Regions from separate parts of the Homo sapiens genome. Here region 2 is linked to region 1. Evidence: chromatin loops called from intact Hi-C (ENCODE). Cell type or tissue: endothelial cell of umbilical vein. All regions are shown on one strand. Links, peaks and the distances in the headings refer to the core of each region. The heading gives the core; the rest is flanking DNA. Region 1 overlaps COL25A1 (collagen type XXV alpha 1 chain). Region 2 holds the start of LOC124900756 (a long non-coding RNA gene).

Region 1 (9,154 bases), core at 3,153-5,652:
TATTAAAGATACCCATTTCTGTGTTACCATGGACTGGGTGGGGCCCTGAACTCTTTATGTTTAACAAGCGCTACACTGACTTATATCATCAAGCAAGTTGAGTAAATACTGCCTAGGTTAAAAACCCCTTCTGCCATGTCAGTATAGCCTCTCCCCTTTCCCGCCCCCACCCAGCAAGACTCTATAGGGTATTTGTGTCTGAAATCATCTTTCTTTCACAAGCCCTTCAAGATTTTCTTGGCAAATTAATGTCTACGCTTAAAAGTTGAAAAGTATACAGGTCAGAACTTGATATCTAACATGCCGTTACTGATGGAAAATAGGTATACTGTATTCCTTGGTTTTTAAAAATGGAGTCAAGAATTTATCATTTACCGTGGCTTTTATAATGTCACGCTGAGTTAAATTCATACTTTCTTTATTCTAACACTGGGCAGATGGATAGTTAGTAAAACTACATCTAAGTTCTTTGATCTTCATATTTTCTCCTGGGATTGGTGATTTGTTGATTAGTCCATGTAGGGATCTGACTTGGCAAGGGCAGTGAATGAGGACTTGCTAAATGGCATTACTTCAAACATCAGCTGCTACGTTTTTAGTTCATTCCCTTGGGCAACATGCTTAAAGGCTTAAAATATCTGTCTATAACCCTGTCCTGCATATTCCAGTTTTCCATTCCAGCAGAGTGGGTTTTTTTTTCTACCGAATCTTCTTCAGCATCCTCCACTCGATTGTCTTTGAATTATTTGATCATAAAAATGTGGTATAACATGAATTTCCTTGAGATGGAACTGAAAAATTTAGGAATTCAACCATACATATTTTTATTGTAAGGAGCATACTTTCTTGGGAGTTTTGGTTTCTAGAATATTAATTGTTGATGTCAGTTTAGTAACTATTTTAACTTTAAAAATTAATGTTTCGTGCAAGACAAATCTAGCCTGACTCTGCTGTTTCCTAAAACTGGAATCTGCAACTATTTCAGAGACTGGCTCTCTTCTCTCACAGTTTAAACACCCATAATAGCAACCAAAATTGGCATTTGCTTTTGCATTTAGGGTGAACCAGGGTTAAATGGTGTTAAAGGATTGAAGGGTGAACCAGGTCAAAAGGGTGACAGAGGACCCCTTGGTCTTCCAGTAAGTAAAGAAAACTTTCCATTTTAGTGCAAATCTCAGATTTTTCTTTCTACCCTACATGATAACTCTGGTTTACTCAGCAGCTCGTACTGTTGAGGTTTCTGTAATTAGAAAACATATTATATTAGAGCAGAGCTCAGCCCAGTTTTGTTTTCTCTGATGTCTTCTCTTGTGTCAGAGGAAGACCCACAACAAACAATGCTATAAATGTCCTGTCATTCTTCAATTACATACATGCCAACCTTCCTCTTTTAGGGCTGACAATTCCTCTTCCATTGTCCCCTTCTTTTAAAAGTGTTGTGCTCATTATTTCATAGTTTCTCCCAAACACTTTTTATAATCTAGTGCAGTTTAAAATGCTTCCTCAACTGTTTTTTCTCCTTGGATACCAAAAACTGTAGCCCTCTGTTGGTGGCAGGTATGGAATTGGCCATTGTTGATGGAGTGAGGTCAATGCTGTGGCTCCTTACATTAATCAATCATATCATGTTCTACGTGTTTTATGTTGTTTGTTTTGAAAATTCCCTGTTATGAGGTTCTTGTGGCAATAGTGAGTCGTATAAAAGAAGTATTTTGCAGTTGTTTAGAGATTTTTATTTTTAATGAAGAAGGAATCTCCCCCAGGCTCTTCATTTTCTTTATGTCAGCCTTCTTTCCACAACAACTAAATGGAGATTTTTTTAAATTGTTATTAAATACGAGGCTTTAATTTCAAGCCTTTAATATGCTATCTATTTGGTGAATACAGATACAAATCAACAAAGAACAATATAGATTACATTAGTAAAATATGACATAAAATCAGTAACAGAATATAGTTTATACACAATTTGAAATGTGGGAGGAAAAAAAAGCTGATGACCACTTTTTCATTTTTGCCATGGTTATTATACTTCACGCTAGTTGATAGCAAGTGCCTTACATACATCCACCATATGATGGTCAATAGTTATTTATTTATTGAATGACTGATATAAACCTTGTATTAAAATATAGGTTTATTTTATTTATTTATTTTTGAGACAGAGTCTCTCTCTGTCACCCAGGCTGGAGTGCAGTGGTGCCAACTTGGCTCACCACAACCTCCATCTCCCAGGTTCAAGCAATTCTCGTGCCTCAGCCTCCTGAGTAGCTGGGACTACAGGTGCATGCCACCATGCCCAGCTAAGTTTTCTATTTTTAGTAGAGACAGGGTTTCGCCACGTTGGCCAGGCTGGTCTCAAACTCCTGACCTCAGGTGATCCACCCGCCTCGGCTTCACAAAGTGCTAGGATTAAAGGCATGAGCCACCAGCCCAGCCTAGAATATAGGTTTAATCACACCAGTTAGATCAATGGACCATAGGCATAAAACCTCTATAATATATGTGAGTCATTATTTCAGCATTCTAGGTAGATATAATATTATCAGTGTAAAATTATTACAGTTTCCCCATTTATTTTCTTTTTTCTTTGTTTGAGACAGTGTCTCACTCTGTCACCCAGGCTAGAGTCTAATGATACACTCACAGCTCACTGCAGCTTCAAAGTCCTGGGCTCAAGCGCTTTATTTTTAAAAATATTTTATAGAGATTGGGTCTCGCCATGTTTCCCACGCTGATCTCTAACTCATGGCCTCAAACAATCTTCCCGCCTCGGCCTCTAAAAGCTCTGGGATTATAGCTGTGAGCCACTATGCCTGGCCTACATTTGTTTTCAAATGTTATAATGTAACTGAAGAAGGTATCAAAAGGCAAAAGAAAGTTTGGATTTTCTATTTTATTTAAACTTTCAATCTGATTTATTTAAAGTCTGCCCTTTTTTAAAATTTAGGGCTATTGATAATTTTTATGCAACATTTAGCTAACAGCTGTACCTATGCTAGCCTTAAACAAATGAACAACAATATATATTTTTATTGTAATTATTGCTAACAAAAGACGTATGTAAGGCCGGGCACGGTGGCTCATGCCTGTAATCCCAGCACTTTGGGAGGCCGAGGTGGGCGGATCACCAGGTTAGGAGATCAAGACCATCCTGGCTAACATGGTGAAACCTGTCTCGATTAAAAATACAAAAAATTAGCCAGGCTTGGTGGTGGGTGCCTGTAGTCCCAGCTACTCGGGAGGCTGAGGCAGGAGAATGGCATAAACCCGAGAGGCAGAGGTTGCAGTGAACTGAGATCGCGCCACTGCACTCCAGCCCGGGCAACAGAGCGAGAGTCCGTCTCAAAAAAAAAAAAAAAAAAAAAAAAAAAAGACGTATGTAAGCCGGGCACTGTGGCTCACACCTGTAATCCCAGTACTTTGGGAGATGGAGGCAAGTGATCAGTGGAGATCAGGAGTTCGAGAACAGCCTGGCCAACATGATGAAACCCTGTCTCTACTAAAAACAAAAATTAGCCGGGTGCGATGGCGCATGCCTGTAATCCCAGCTACTCGGGAGGCTGAGGCAGGAGAATTGCTTGAACCTGGGAGGTGGAGGTTGCAGTGAGCCAAGATTGTGCCATTGCACTTCAGCCTGGGCAACAAGGGTGAAACTCCATCTCAAAAAAAAAAAGAATGTATGTATTTTGCAGTTATAGTATGGCTCATGGATTATACAGAAGAAATTTTAAAATAAAAACTCAAAATACTCAAAATGTATGTAGAATAACATCATTGGTAGAGTTTTCATCTGGAATAGATTTTTTTTTCCATTCTGTATTATTAACTGCATCTGAAGCATAAAATTGGGAAATAGTTCTGCAATCTTGACAATAGAATTTTTAGGGCCAGTGCATTTTCTTTCTTAAATACTCCTTGGTCTAACCAATATTTTTAAAGGACTATAAATAAATATTTGGGCTTTGAGACACAAAAACCATATTAAAGAAATAATTGTACTTATTCTTGAAACAAGCATTGAAAATGCCATTGTTTAATCATACGCTATTTATTTGTAGCCTAGAGTTCAAAGTGAAGAAAAGCATGCATTGTCTGAGAACATTCGATTTTTAAAGTTATTTCCCCCATCAGGCTTTGATGCAAAGATTATTTGAAGGAATTGAGAAACAATTTAGTTTGGAAGTTATTTTTTGCTTGGTCGCACACATTGTTTTCTGGCTTTTTCCCTTTCCTAGAAGTCCCTCTAGTGGAAAGTAGTGTGAACAGTAGGAACAACCCAGAAAACAATGAGTAATTATTGTTCATGTAAAATCCACTAAGAGTCATCCTAACATGTGAAAACCCTGTATTTGTTATTCATAAATACTGTTTTAACAAGTATAACCAGAGCTCTTTCTTCTCCTCTGAAATGCTAAATTTGATTGATTATTATAATGAGCGCTTTTTTAGGAAATTACCGTTCTTTTCTCTTCAGAACCTAAAGAAATATATGGTGAATAGCACAGTCTTTAGAAAATGAATTTCATATGGAAATTAGATAGAAGCCTGCAACTGTTATGAGTAACTACTTTGTAGCCCAGTTTATACACTTCATTAGCTTGATTTCTAAATAAGAACTTGTCAAATAGAAATGTCATTAAAATGCCATCATCTGTGGGGTGTTTGTCATGTGTTTTTTTTTTTTAACTAACAATTTGTAGCAATGTGATATTCATCCCAGAACCCTGTAACTGCGTATTATGTTGTTTGAAGTGTTACATTTGTTCATCGGTACCTCATACTAATCTCTGTTCTTGTCATTCGTGTTACACCCACCAACCCTGCTACCAACCAAATCACACAGGGAGCATCTGGCTTAGACGGAAAGCCAGGATCCCGGGTGAGTCAGTCCCTTGTCTTGCTCTGACATGTTTTGTGGCTGTGAATCATGTGCTTCAGCACAGACCCCTTTGCTCCATGTCCTCTCATCAAATGATGAGGGTGTACTTAGAGCTGGAGTAAAAGGGGAAGGTGGACAAAGATGGCGGCAAAAGGGGGAAAGGTGGACAGAGGACGGTTGCAACTCTGTCCGGAGAACAGCTAAACTGCCAGAATGTCTTTGTGAAGCTCGTGTTCAAGTCTGGATAATTTGCTAGGTGGGAAGAATGACCAGACTAATGGGCTTCATTGTCTTAGAATTCCACATGAATTTTTCCAGAACCAATAGACAGACATCCCCTACAATTCCATGAGAGCGGCCCTCTGAAGAGATTAAAATAATGTGAAATTATTGTAACTTGCTTTTCCTTTTAGACTGATGTCCATCAAATGTAACTTCTTCCTTGGCACTAACTTTCAATTTCTGTTCATAGAAATGACTTGTCTGTCTTCTGTCATTTTGTCTTTTTTTCTTTGGTTCTTAACAGCTCCAGCTCTTAAATTTCAGCTACAGATACTCAGTATTTAGAAGTCTTCTGAAGGTGAACTTTGAATTCAGGCAGTAAGAAAAATATCAGTTAAGCTGATGAGAATTCAGCAACATTAGAATGAATTTAAAACTCTGAATTCTTTCTTATCACAAAGCTCTCACAGAATAAACCAGAATAGTAGAACAGAAATGGGAATACTAAAGAAAAATCATGCTGGAATAGTTCCTACATTTGCAAATATTATAATCAATTTTTTATGAATCTAAGCATAGTCATACTGGAAATGAGCAAGTATACTTGAAGTCCTGGCTACAGTTTTAAGAATCTAAAAGAAATTCCCATCTTTTCAATTCTAAAAACTTGTTTCAGGCAATCATTATTTTCACTGGACCTCAGCGTTCTTACATTCATTCAAATATCACCTCTTCTACTGCAGAAATCCTAATCCTGAACTAACCAGGGGGACAAAGGGGAATTATACCTTTAAGTCATCTTGGCTGCCTGGTTTGTGAGTTGTAAGCCTAGTGACTGGCCACTGCCGCAGAATCTGTAAGAATGATTCCTTTCCTGTAAGCCCCTGCTGCCCCCAACAGAGCTGCAGGAAGTTTTTGGATTGAACAGTTACACACTGTTTTCATTTACTTAATAATTTTCTTCTACTTGTGTAACAGTTCAAGCCTCTTAAACAGCTGAAAACAAGAGTTCAGAGCACGCCCGGTTAAGGGTGGCAGTGGGTGTAGAGAAAGGGCTTGAGGAAGAGGTGACAGGAAGGAAAAACAATTACATTTTTCTTCTTAAGATTATGGGGCAAAGTGAAGATGCTTTATTTATTTATTTATTTATTTATTTATTATTTTTTGAGACGGAGTCTCGCTCTGTTGCCCAGGCTGGAGTGCAGTGGCACGATCTTGGCTCACTACAGTCTCAGCCTCCCGAGTAGGGGAATGCAGGCACCCGTCACCATGCCCAGCTAATTTTTGTGTTTTTAATAGAGACGGGGTTTCACCATGTTGGCCAGGCTGGCTGGCTTCAATCTCCTGACCTCAGGTGATCCACCCACCTCAGCCTCCCAAAGTGCTGGGATTACAGGCTTGAGCCACCGCACCCAGCCAGTGATGCTTTATTTAGTCAGAGGAAAAAGATATAATTAAATATGATATGCAGCTTTTCGTGTGTGCCTTTCATTGAAACATGCAGTTATATACTTCATCCTTTTTGCATGAGTTTCTTGAAAACCGCTGGCCTGAAATAATCAAGCATAAAGCACTTTGAAAGGAGATGAGTTGTCTTACTGATATTCTTAGGCACCATTCACCTAGGAAAAATCCAGGATAAATTATAACTGCTATTCTTGCAGCCCTTGTGATATATCTCATATTATCTTTTTTTTAGGGTACAGATGGTCCTATGGGACCCCATGGCCCTGCAGGTCCCAAAGGAGAAAGAGTAAGTTGTTGCTGAGGTTATTAAGCTTGTACTAAAGAAAACACAGAGCATGGCTTTTCCATATTAATTTAACTGTTCATTTTTCAGAAGAAATAAAGGGCTATCTAATATTAAATAAAAAGAGATACCATCCTAAGTTCTATTCAGAGTCCTAATATTGAGAGAAGAAAACCACAGAGCATAAAATAGAACACGGCTGCCTTAATAAAAACAATACATACATTTACATAGCTAAAATAAATAGCTCAGATGATTCTTCCTTCACCCATAAGGAAGATATTTTCATTTGGCCTTTATCCAGAAAGTCGAAGTCAATGGAGCTAAAATTTCCGGAGTATGTATTCTGGTTGATAATCTTTTATATAAAGCTACTGTACTCATTCAGAGCAGGTTATAACTTTTTTCCAAAGGAAATAATGAAACCTAAGTATTCTTTTCTGCACAGTTACAAATGCTCCCCCTTTTTTAAAGCTAAAGGATAGGCTGTTTTTCTTTAACCATAAGGAAATAATTTCAGTGCATTATAAAATGAAAACCTTTCACTAACCTCTCTATTGCTAGGCCATGTTTCCATATCTTTTGGGGGAAAAAAGACATTCAGAATGGAAGATAAATGGTCATCTGTCTGGAACTTTCTTCTCTCTTCTCCCTCTCATGCATGCGCTCTCTCTCTCTCTCTCTCTCTCTCTCTCCCCCTCTCTCTCTTTCTGTTTTTCTCCCACTATTTCTTTTCCTCACCTTGGAAATCTTAGAATTATTTTTGTGTGTCTGAGTGGAATTATGTCATCAATTTCCCTACCATCCAGGAGAGGATATAAAGAAAGTATTTTAATAGTGAAGTCTTCAAAATGTCGGAATGATTCACTGTGCAAGTTTGTGGTCTTTTAAAAACTAGATAGATTTTCATCAGTCTGAGATAATTTGCTTTAAAAAAAGAGGGCCAGTAGTCATTTCTTTAACATACCTTCCAATTCCATAATTCTGTGTTCTGTAGAGTGATCTCATTCATTCAGGAAATATTTACCAAATGCTACTATGTGCAAAGCATGGTATTACTAGTGTGAAATGGAAACTCTCCTCCCACTTAGGTAAAGCCTATTTTGCTAATTTGCTTCAGTACATTGAATAATACCATTATAATTGATTAATTATCTCTTGGTCTTTTATTAATATTTTTATTAATATTTATTAATATATACTGAATGCTGCAAAAAAAACAGCTATTCTTCCTGACCTAGAAGAGTTTACAATCTAATTGCAGAGAAAAAAAAATGCATGAAGGAAATAACCAGAGAATGAGGCCAAAATAATACAAATAGTACAAGCTGTACAGTGATGAAGATTGGCTTTATCCAAGAATGCTTGTAGAAAGAGATGAGTTCTAAGGGAACATGTAATCTGAATGTGCAATTGTCATATTTCTAAGATCAAACCAATGACTTCTGAAGATCATCTTAATTAAAAATATTTAAAAGCTAAAAGCCTCAACGCTGCTGATGCAGATTGGCTTTCAAGCATTGTATGAAGAAACCCAGCCCATGTACTAAAAATGGAGCAGCAAATCTCAGGCAGTGTTTTGGCAGAATGCCCTGGGGCTCAAGAGGGTTTACCGTGTGGTAAATCAGCTGCTACTTCCGATAGCTCCACAATGTCACAAGAGTATCAGGTCTCAGTGCTGGAGCAGAATTAACCAGAAGAGCAAATGAAATTGCTAAGAATTTTGAAGGCATAGTTTCAGTCAAATGGTGTGCAGCGTAAAGTGTTACTCTTGTATTTACTCAGCATGTTAACTATCTTAACTGGATCATATATCAGTACTCTCCAAGTGCCCCTCACTGGAAGTGCTAAACTGGAGTGTGATTCTCAGAGTTAATTGATAGAGGCGCCATCTGGACTCTCCTGAAAAAGTTTCAAATTTTAAAGAAGTCAGAATCGGCAAAGGGAGGTGTTCTAGGATAATGCCTCAGTGTTGATGTGCAAATTAAAGAACCCGAATGAAATTAGAACAACCTAAAAGAAACCACACATTTGACAGCCAATGTTATTCAAACATTTTCAAGTGTATGATTGACAGCATCAATATTCCACTCTGCAAGCATCTGATCCTCCCTACCTTAGCTGATTTCTTCATTTGGCTTTGGAACTCTATAAATGTGTTAAGCTTGAGAGGTTGAAAAATACTTTTGGAATTGCTTAATCCAGGAAAAGGAGTTGTACATTCAAATCCCCGTGTTAATATTTCATTCCTAAAAGTTTTCAAGCTCGAATCATTAGAATGCTTTTTGGCTCTAAGTGAC
Region 2 (9,154 bases), core at 3,755-6,254, 190 kb before region 1:
CATTTACTAGTGGTGTGATCTTAGACAAGTCACTCAACATTTCCTGGTCTCGGTTTCCACAGCTGTAAAATGGGGTGGATAATGGTACCTGCTGATGTCTGCAAAACCAACATCACAGTACCTGGCATATTGTAACAACACCATAAGTGTTAGCTGTTCAAGGAGCATGCAGTTTAATAGAAGAGATAAGCTATCAATACCTATATTTTAAGGCAGAATGTAATGCTATAAATGAATTGAGACAATGATCTGTGTATATTTGGAAGAAATAAACTTCCCATCTGCTATAGGAAAGCAGACAAAGCTTTGGAAAGAGGTGAAAGCTGAGAGCATGGATGGGATTTTGAGAAGTGAATGAGTGGGAGGACACACCAGGTTGTGAGGATAGCAGGAACAAGAGTGTGCTAGGAGTCAGGAGCTTATAGCAATTGGAGGAAGGTCATGGGGCTAAGGGCCTCTACACAGGCTGGAGCTAAGGGTTTTGACTGCCAGGTCTAACTATGCCTTGATTTGGTCAAAATGAGATGTCATTTTCTTTGATGGAGTAAAAGTAAAGCTTTAAAATGTGGGCAGTACATCTCGCTGGAACTGCCTGAGTGCTCCAAGTGCCATTGTTCTCCCTCTGGCATTTCAGCAGCACTCAGCTTACCCAGCTGCTGGCATCCTTAAGGTTTTGTGACCTGGTGGGTGACGTTTATTTGGTCTCGCTACAGAAAATGTAGGAATGGTGATTTGCGTAAATTCTTTTTTTTTAAAAAAAGTATTGTAACATGGCCTGGCGCGGTGGCTCACGCCTGTAATCCTAGCACTTTGGGAGGCCGAGGCGGGCGGATCACGAGGTCAGAAGATCGAGACCATCCTGGCTAACACGGTGAAACCCCGTCTCTACTAAAAATACAAAAAACAAAATTAGCCGGGCGCGGTGGCAGGCGCCTGTAGTCCCAGCTACTCACAAGGCTGAGGCGAGAGAATGGCGTGGACCCGGGAGGTGGAGCTTGCAGTGAGCCGAGATCGCGCCACTGCACTCCAGCCTGGGCGACAGGTATTGTAACACTTTAATATATGGCATATAATTATTGAAAGTTGTGTGGCATAAGAAAACAGGTCTGCATAGTAGTTATCCTGAAACACACGGCATAAAGGAGTTTTGGCCAGGCACAGTGGCTCATCCCTATAATCCCAACACTTTGGGAGGCTGAGGTAGGTGGATCACTTTGAGTCCAGTTCAAGACCAGCCTGGGCAATATGGCGAAACTCTGTCTCTACAAACAAATACAAAACGTTAGCCAGGCATGTAGACCCAGCTACTCGGGAGGCTGAGGTGGGAGGATCGCTTGAGCCAAGGAGATGGAGGTTGCAGTGAGCTGTGATGGTGCCACTGCACTCCAGCTTGGGTGACAAAGCGAGACCCAAAACAACAACAACAACAACAAAATGAAGTTTTACCCTTTTAAAAATTTTTAACAGGCATTGCATTGTGGTACACCTGGAAGCCTGACTTTAATATGTCCATGTTGATATGAGGAATGACTGCACAGGCCTTTGACCTACCTCAAAGTTCCCATACAGACCAGAGAGTCTACATGAATCTTGGCTGAATCTTTGCAACATCAGTAATTCACTACATTAGTCACTTATTCAAGGGTCTTTCACAGATATAATTCTCTTTTGTCTTCACAACTACTGAGTTCGTGCTGTGGGTCCTTGGTGGTTCCCTTCCTCCTAGACCTGTCACCCAAAGCCCAGCTCATTCCTTGCCCCTGCCTGTCCTCTCTGGAGATGCACTAGAGGCTATTCCACTTGAACTCTGTGGCCAGTGCTGAGCCAAAGTGTGCCCAATGGTGGGTGTAGGATGGGAATGATGGGGCAGCTGCCTCTCTCCATAGTTCAGGTGTGGGGATTCATGAATTCTAAAGACCAGAAGGGGCAGGGAGTCAGGCAGCAGCTGCTTCCTTCTGTTGCTATTTCTTTCATAGCCTATCTTGTTGACTTCCGTGAAATGATGACCCAGGCACCACCTCTCTGGAGGGATGTGATACACTGAGCTGCCTTCTGCTGCTTGTGTCTCAGTTGGCCTGTCCATGAGGCTTGGCCATTTATTTTCATCCTGAGGAAGTAAAGGATAGAGGATCCGAACTCTGAGGAGCAGGAGGTGTGGAGAAAGGGTGTATTAACGTCCGTAGCAGGTATCAGCTATGCAAGGAAAATATTTAAAGCAGGGAATAGATTTAGGTTCTTTATCTATGAGGTGCCTGGATGCCTCTGATTTCCTGTTTTCAGAGTAAATTGTGTAATAGCTCATCATGAATAATATATAAAGACAATAATATCTAAGAATTATAAGGAAATTAAGAATATTGTAGGCAGGAAATTACAAATTTGTATGAGTACTCTGTATTTCTGAGTTTTTGAGTTCTTATTGAATAAATATAGACAATATTATCCATATTATTTTTACATAGTAGTTCCTTCTTGTCCAAGGCGATATGTTCCAAAACCCTCAGTGGATGCCTCAAACTGCGGATAGCACCAAATCCTATACGTATATGTTTCTTCCTACAAATATGTATACACATATACCACACACATACACCTATATAAAGTCTAACTTATAAATTAGCTACAGTAAGAGATGAACAACAACAATAATAAAATAGAACAATTATAACTATATACTACCATAAAAGTTATATAAATTTGGTCTCTCAACATATTTTACTGTGCTGTACTCGCCCTTCCTGTGATGATGTGAGATGACAAAATGCCTACATGGTGAGAGGAAGTGAGGTGAATGACGTGGGCATTGTTGACGTAGCGTTAGGCTACTATTGACCTTCTGCAGGTGGCATATACAGCATAGATACATTAGACAAAGAGGTGATTCATGTATTGGGCGGGATGGAGTGGGATGGCATGAGATTTCATCCCACTACTCAGAATGGTGTGCAACTTAAAACTTAGGTATTGCCTCCCTCCTGTATCATTGGTTTTTCCTCTCTTTTGGATAATTTCATTAGCATAGAATTATGCCATAATATCTTTTGTCCTCAAAATGAAACTTCCTTGACCCCATATGTTTCCCAGATGCTGTTCCATTTCTTTATAGCTCCCACTCCCTTTTACAATGAAACTCTGGAAAGAGTTGCCCACACTCATCAAATATTGTTTTCCCACTCTCTCTCTAATCTAACATGGCCTCCATCTCTACCACTGTACTGAAAACATTCTTCTTAAGGGCACTGGTTACCTTTATTATGACAAATTTAGTGGTCAGAATTCAGTTCCAACTTTGCTGGACCACATTCAACACAGTGAATTGGTGTCTTCTTGAAACACTTTCTCTGTTTATCTCCTTGTTCTTATCACTCTTTCAAGGTGCTCCTCCTACCTTACTCACCACTCCTCCCTTGCTAGCTAGTCCTTTTTCTTTCTTTTCTTTTCTTTTTCTTTTTTTCTTTTTTTTGAGATGGAGTCCCGCTCTGTCGCCAGGCTGGAGTGCAGTGGTACAATCTCGGCCCCCTGCAACCTCCGCCTCCTGGGTTCAAGTAATTCTCCTGCCTCAGCCTCCCAAGTAGCTGGGACTGCAGGTGCATGCCACCATGCCCAGCTAATTTTTGTATTTTTAGTAGAGATGAGGTTTCACCCTTGTTGGCCAGGATGGTCTTGATCACTTGACCTTGTGATCTGCCTGCCTTTGCCTCCCAAAGTGCTGGGATTACAGACATGAGCCACTGGGCCTGGCCCCTTTTTCTTCTTCATGATTTCTACATGTTGGAATGGGCAGGGCATGGTGGCTCATGCTTGTAATCCCAGCACACTGGGAGGCCAAGACAGGAGGATTACTTGAGCCCAGGAGTTCAAGACCAGCCTGGGAAGCATAGCAAGAACCTGTCTCTACAAAAAAATAGAAAATTAGCTGAGTGTGGTGGTACGTGGCTGTAGTCCTAGCTACTGGGGAGACTGAAGTGGGAGGAGTGTGAGACTGCAATGAGCTCTGATTGCACCACTGCACTCCAGCCTGGGTGACAAAGTGAGACTCTGTCTCAGTGAATGAATGAATGAATAAATAAATGAATTTTGAAATGCCTGATGGCTCAGAACTTGGACCTTTCTTCTTCCTTATTTACATTGCCTCATTAGATGATCTCATATAATCTCATGGCTTTAACTATTATCTATGTGTCAAAGTCTCCCAAATGTATATCTCCAGTCTGAACTCTCAGAATTTTGGACTTGCATATCCAACTATCTATTCAACGTTTGCACATGGATGTCTCCTAGAGATCTCAAATTTAGCATGTTCAAAACCAAATGCTGGAATTCCACCCTTACTCTCCAAAGCTGCTCCTCTTCCAGATCTTCCACACATCACTAAAGAGCAGCTCCACTGCTCTAATTGCTCTGGTCAACCTTTGGAGTCATTTTTTACTGCTCTTTTTTCTCACACCCCACATTCAATCTAGTTGCAAGTCTTGAACCAGAAACTGACCACTTTTTACCTCCTTGGTTGCTATTACCCTGGCCCATCCCATCCTTTATCTTTCACTTAGAATGCTACAAAAGCCTCCTAACATCTCTCCATCTGTACACCCCTGCCTTTCTACTGCCTTTTCCCGATAGTGGACATGATCCTTTTCAAATATAATTCAGATTGTGTCCTTTCTCTGTGCAGAACCTCCTCGCCATGGCTTTCTATTTCATCCTGATTAAAAGCCAAGTTCTTATCATGACCTGCAAAGTCTCTCTGATCTCCTCCCTCCTGCTCTGTAACTTTCCTCCTTACTCTTTTTCCTCACTCACTGTAGTCCAGACGCACTGTCAGTTGCTGGACACGCTAAGCACACCTCCATCTTACAGAGCATTACCACTTGCTGTTTGTTTTTCCTCCTTTTTTCCATTCAAGGCCCCCCCATGACCACCCTGTAAAATAGCGCCCTCCCATTGAATTGTTCTCTAGCCTCCTTATCCTCATGTACTTTCCTGCTGAGTCCTTATCGCTGTCTGCCACATTATTCATAAACATTCTCTTAAAGCCTGCTTCTCCCACAAAAGTGATAGCGGGGCTTTGTTTTAGCTACCATATTTATTATAGTCCTAGTACCTGAAGAATGCCTGCACACTGTAGGTACTCAACAAATATTATGTGAATGAATAAATAATCAATTTTATTCCTCTCACATCTGCCCCATCCCTAGCAGACTTCTATTTCAGAGTCCTCTGAGATTTAAGGAATGGAATACATCCATTTTCTGCCTCTGTACAGCAAATTGATCTGTATTTATTCTCACTTTCTTTCTTCTCATCTTATATAAGATGGTGTTCTTTCTCCGCATTCTTCTTCTCTGACTCCACTTCCTTTTGTGTTCTCTTGCATGCTGATACTGCTCTGCAAGCCATTTCTTTTCTCTATGTCCTGTCCGTTTGTAAACATTTTCAAGTACCTCCCATCTTACCACAAAAACAAGCAAGAAAAATTTTCCTTAACCCTATATGCCTTTTAGCTACTCTCCTATTTCTTTTCTTCATGCACAGTTACTAAAAAGAGGTGTCTACTTGGGCTAGCAAATCGTCGGCACACATGTTTTCCACTGTTGCTGTCTGTAGACATTCCCTATCAATCCCACACCCTTTTCCCAAGTCTATAACCAGCCTCTGAACCTTTAAACATGTTATTCCAGGCAGTCGTTAATAACCAGAGTTCACACTTCATATAACGCCTGCTTGCCATCTACGGAGCTTATTCTTTTCTTAATTTCCTCACCTCACTGCTTAATCAATTACAATACAAATTCCAACTTTCTACTTGTTAAATGCAATGGACTCCTTGTTTTAATCAATTTGCCTTCTTGAAATTCTCTCCAATCTTGATTTCTGTAACTCTAATTTTGTTGTCATTGTTTTTAGGTTTTTTTTATCCTCAGTTTCCATTTTGGAACACTTTTCCTCTCCTACTCTTGAAATATTTACATTACATTACATTACCCCTAGTCAGGGGTTCTTAACCCAGGTGAATTATTTCCTAGAGAACCCGCGAACTAATTTAAGAGTATATGTGTGTGTGTGTGTGTGTGTGTGTGTGTGTGTGTGCAAAGTGTTTTATATGTGGATATTTCTAACCACTGCAGCTATAGCTTTTATCCAGTTCCTAAGAGGGCTAAGAATGACTGCTACTTTCTTTCTCGGGGTAATCTTGCCCAAGCCCATGGGCAGCCAGCATGACACAAGTGAGAGCTCAAAAGGGTCCAAGTCAAATAAACCCATGTTCATAGTTTGAACTTCCCCTTTTAGAAGCTGTTTGACTAAGGAAACGTTATTTAACCTCTCTGAAACTTGGTTTGTTCAACTGCAAAATGGTAGAAATGACCCCTAATTTGCAGGGTTATTGTAACAAAGAGAGATGACATTTGTAAAACTCTTGGTGTTGTGTAGTGGTCAGTAAGTGGTAGCTATTACGATTCAGCCACAAACATCTGGGTCCCTCAAGAACATAAGCTTGTCAGCTTGCAGAGCCTCTCCTCCCTCATTTTAAAACAGGCTTCATTTTTAGGATTCTGCTTTAGTGAAGCAGTAAGCATGATGTGACTCATGCATTATAAATTAATTGACTCTCTGGGTGTTAGAAATCTGCTAGCATGCATTTATTAATGTGAAACATCTAGGACAGCTGCAGAGAGCATTGTCAAGTCTGTCTTTGTGCACAATATTTAGAAAATCAGAATTGGGCACATATAAATTTAATCAGACTGAAAGATGTTTATAAATTGGCTTCCAGTATTTATCTGGAACAATCAACATAGCACACATTAAGAATGTTATTAAACATAGCAGAAACCAAATTACTCAATATATACAGTGTAATAAAAATTGGTAGGGCAGTAAAAATTGCCTAGGTATGTGTTTTTAAAGCAATGGAAGCTGAGCAGGTCTCTTTTCAGAGGTACTTCATATATGTTTATTGTATCCTACTAAACATGTCTGTAAAACTGATCATTTACTTACACCTTGATTGCCAATCCTGATTCCATGCCAGCTGGTGAAAAGGCTTGGATAAGCAAGATGTTTTAGAAGCTTGACAAACATTTATAGTCAAAAGTGTAAGTTATTTATACAACTCCATAAAATAATGCAGTTAAATTACAACCCAGATATTTTGGTTTGCAAAACAGCAAAGGATCCAAGGGCCTCTATGCCTAGCAGGGATCCCCAGTTGATGTGGAGTCATGACCTCTTCTCGCTGGTGTTTAACTGTATAACTCTTCTGCCCCTTTCTTTATTCCTACTTCCAAAAGTGATATGTGGCATACAGAAAGGTAGATTTAAAACCCTTACTTACTGAATTTTTGAGAGCATATCTTAAGCATTTTGCAACATTCTTCCAAGTAATTAAAAACACCCTGAATTGGAAGAAAGAAACTCGAATTCAAAAATCATTGACCTAGATCTTTGAGTAAATGACTAATATGGAAAAAAATTAACAACTTAATTAAGGGTTTAAAAGTTTTCTGCAGTTAATTAGTTATCATGTGACAATATATTTTTGTAATCATGAGATGGGGCTAGTAAAATTTAGAGAAGCATAAAAAACTTAAATAATAAAAATATTTACTTATAATCCTATCATCCGTAGGGAACCACTATTTTTGTACATGTTTTCTTTCTTCCTCTCTCCCTCTTCATCTCTTATTTTCTTTTCCTTCTCTTTCTTTTTTTAGATAGATTTATAACCATATGTCTGAATAAATATGTATATACACAAAAATTATGTCCTAGAAAATATATAATCTGTATTTTGTATACTACAGTATAAATAAGCATAATATATAAATATATATAAAGTTGATAATTGGAATAACACTGCATTTTTAGTGTTATAAAGAAATAGTCAGATATTTACAGATGCTCCTTAATTTATGATGGGGTTATGTATGTCCCAATAAATCCAGAGTAAGTTGAAAATGTTGTAAGTAGAAAATGCATTTAATACACCTAACCTACTGCCCATCATAGCTTAGCCTAGCTTACTTTAAATGTTCTCAGAACACTTACATTAGCCTACAGTAGGACAAAATCATCTAACACAAAGCCTATTTTATAATAAAGTATTGGCTATCTCATGTAATTTATTGAATACTGTACTGAAAGTGAAAAACAGGATAGTTGTATGGGTACTCACCATGAAATAACGTACACAGAAGAATGCCCGCTAGGCCTGAAGAATGTCTGAAGCATTGAACTAAAAATAATTGCTGGATGATGGACATCTTGCAGCAACAGGGTTATCAATCTCTCTCTTCTGAGAGGCTTGAGAATAGCGAGTAGAAGGGCATTACACTTGTTGATGGTTTAGCAGGCACAGTGTTCTTCTGGAAGACAGCAAGTTTTGACTGTATGGTTTGTTTCTTCTTTTCATTATATATTTCTCTTTATTGCAAGCAAGAGCATCCTGTATCTGCCATCAGCGCTTGTGAATCTCTTGTAATTGACATCCATTTCTGTAATTTCCAAAAGCCATTGCTAATAGTAGTAGCAAATATTTCTGCCAGTTTCTTTGCTGTGAACATTCTTGGTGCCTTGGACATAACTTCTGCTTTCTCTGCCTCAACTTCTTTACTTCTTTCTTCCTCCAGTTCAATTAGCTCCTCGTTGGAAAGTTCTTCAGCCTCAATGCCAACAAGCTCATAAATTTTCTCTTTATCAATGTCCAATTCTAGTGATTTCCTAAGCACTGGTATCTTGTTACTATTTAATCAACAGCAGAATCTTTGTTAAAGCCTTTGGATGTGTTCACATATGTCTTCAAAACTTTCTTCCAAATGCCGTTCATGCATTGCTGTGTGACTTCTTCCCTTGTTGTGGTGATGTTTTGGATAGAATTTAGAATGCAGCCAGATTTAGTCACTCCAACAGCCTGCACAAATGTCTGGCATATCAGTATACTTTGAACACAGCTCTTGTGCCTTGGTCCATTGGTTGAATGAAAGCATTTGTGTTCAGCAGCAGATTCACAACATTTACATCAAGATGCATGTCACTGATATGCTGTGGAAGCCCTGGAGTATTGCCTAAGATTAGAAGAATCTTGAATGGAATGTTGTTTTTGCCCACAATATTTTCTTGCTGTGGAATAAAACAGTTCAAAAACCAGTCTTCAAAC

The links. A loop is a pair of places that touch in the nucleus more often than their neighbours do. Peaks named below come from ENCODE experiments on the same cell type or tissue, not always from the same donor. Only the 100,000 strongest peaks of a DNase experiment are listed, where the experiment ranks them.
Region 2: it touches region 1 in a loop (2.0-fold over the local background); 2 of 110 quality-filtered maps call a loop at or near these places.

What each region holds. Positions count from the first base shown.
Region 1 is chr4:108,830,083-108,839,236 of GRCh38, reverse strand. COL25A1 (collagen type XXV alpha 1 chain) reads left to right here. Exons shown (of 38, transcript NM_198721.4): 32 at 6,804-6,857. Among named protein-coding and RNA genes, the nearest start is that of ETNPPL, 72 kb to the right of the region's middle. In endothelial cell of umbilical vein, for the core only: a CTCF peak has its summit at 4,279; a DNase peak (open chromatin) is centred at 4,246; H3K27me3 peaks cover 599 bases.
Region 2 is chr4:109,023,034-109,032,187 of GRCh38, reverse strand. The region is part of intron 5 of COL25A1 (collagen type XXV alpha 1 chain); the gene reads left to right. It overlaps LOC124900756 (a long non-coding RNA gene), which reads right to left and starts at 8,634. Exons shown (of 3, transcript XR_007058225.1): 1 at 8,174-8,634. In endothelial cell of umbilical vein, for the core only: no CTCF peak of the experiment used is centred there; DNase peaks (open chromatin) are centred at 4,987 and 5,437; H3K27ac peaks cover 1,754 bases.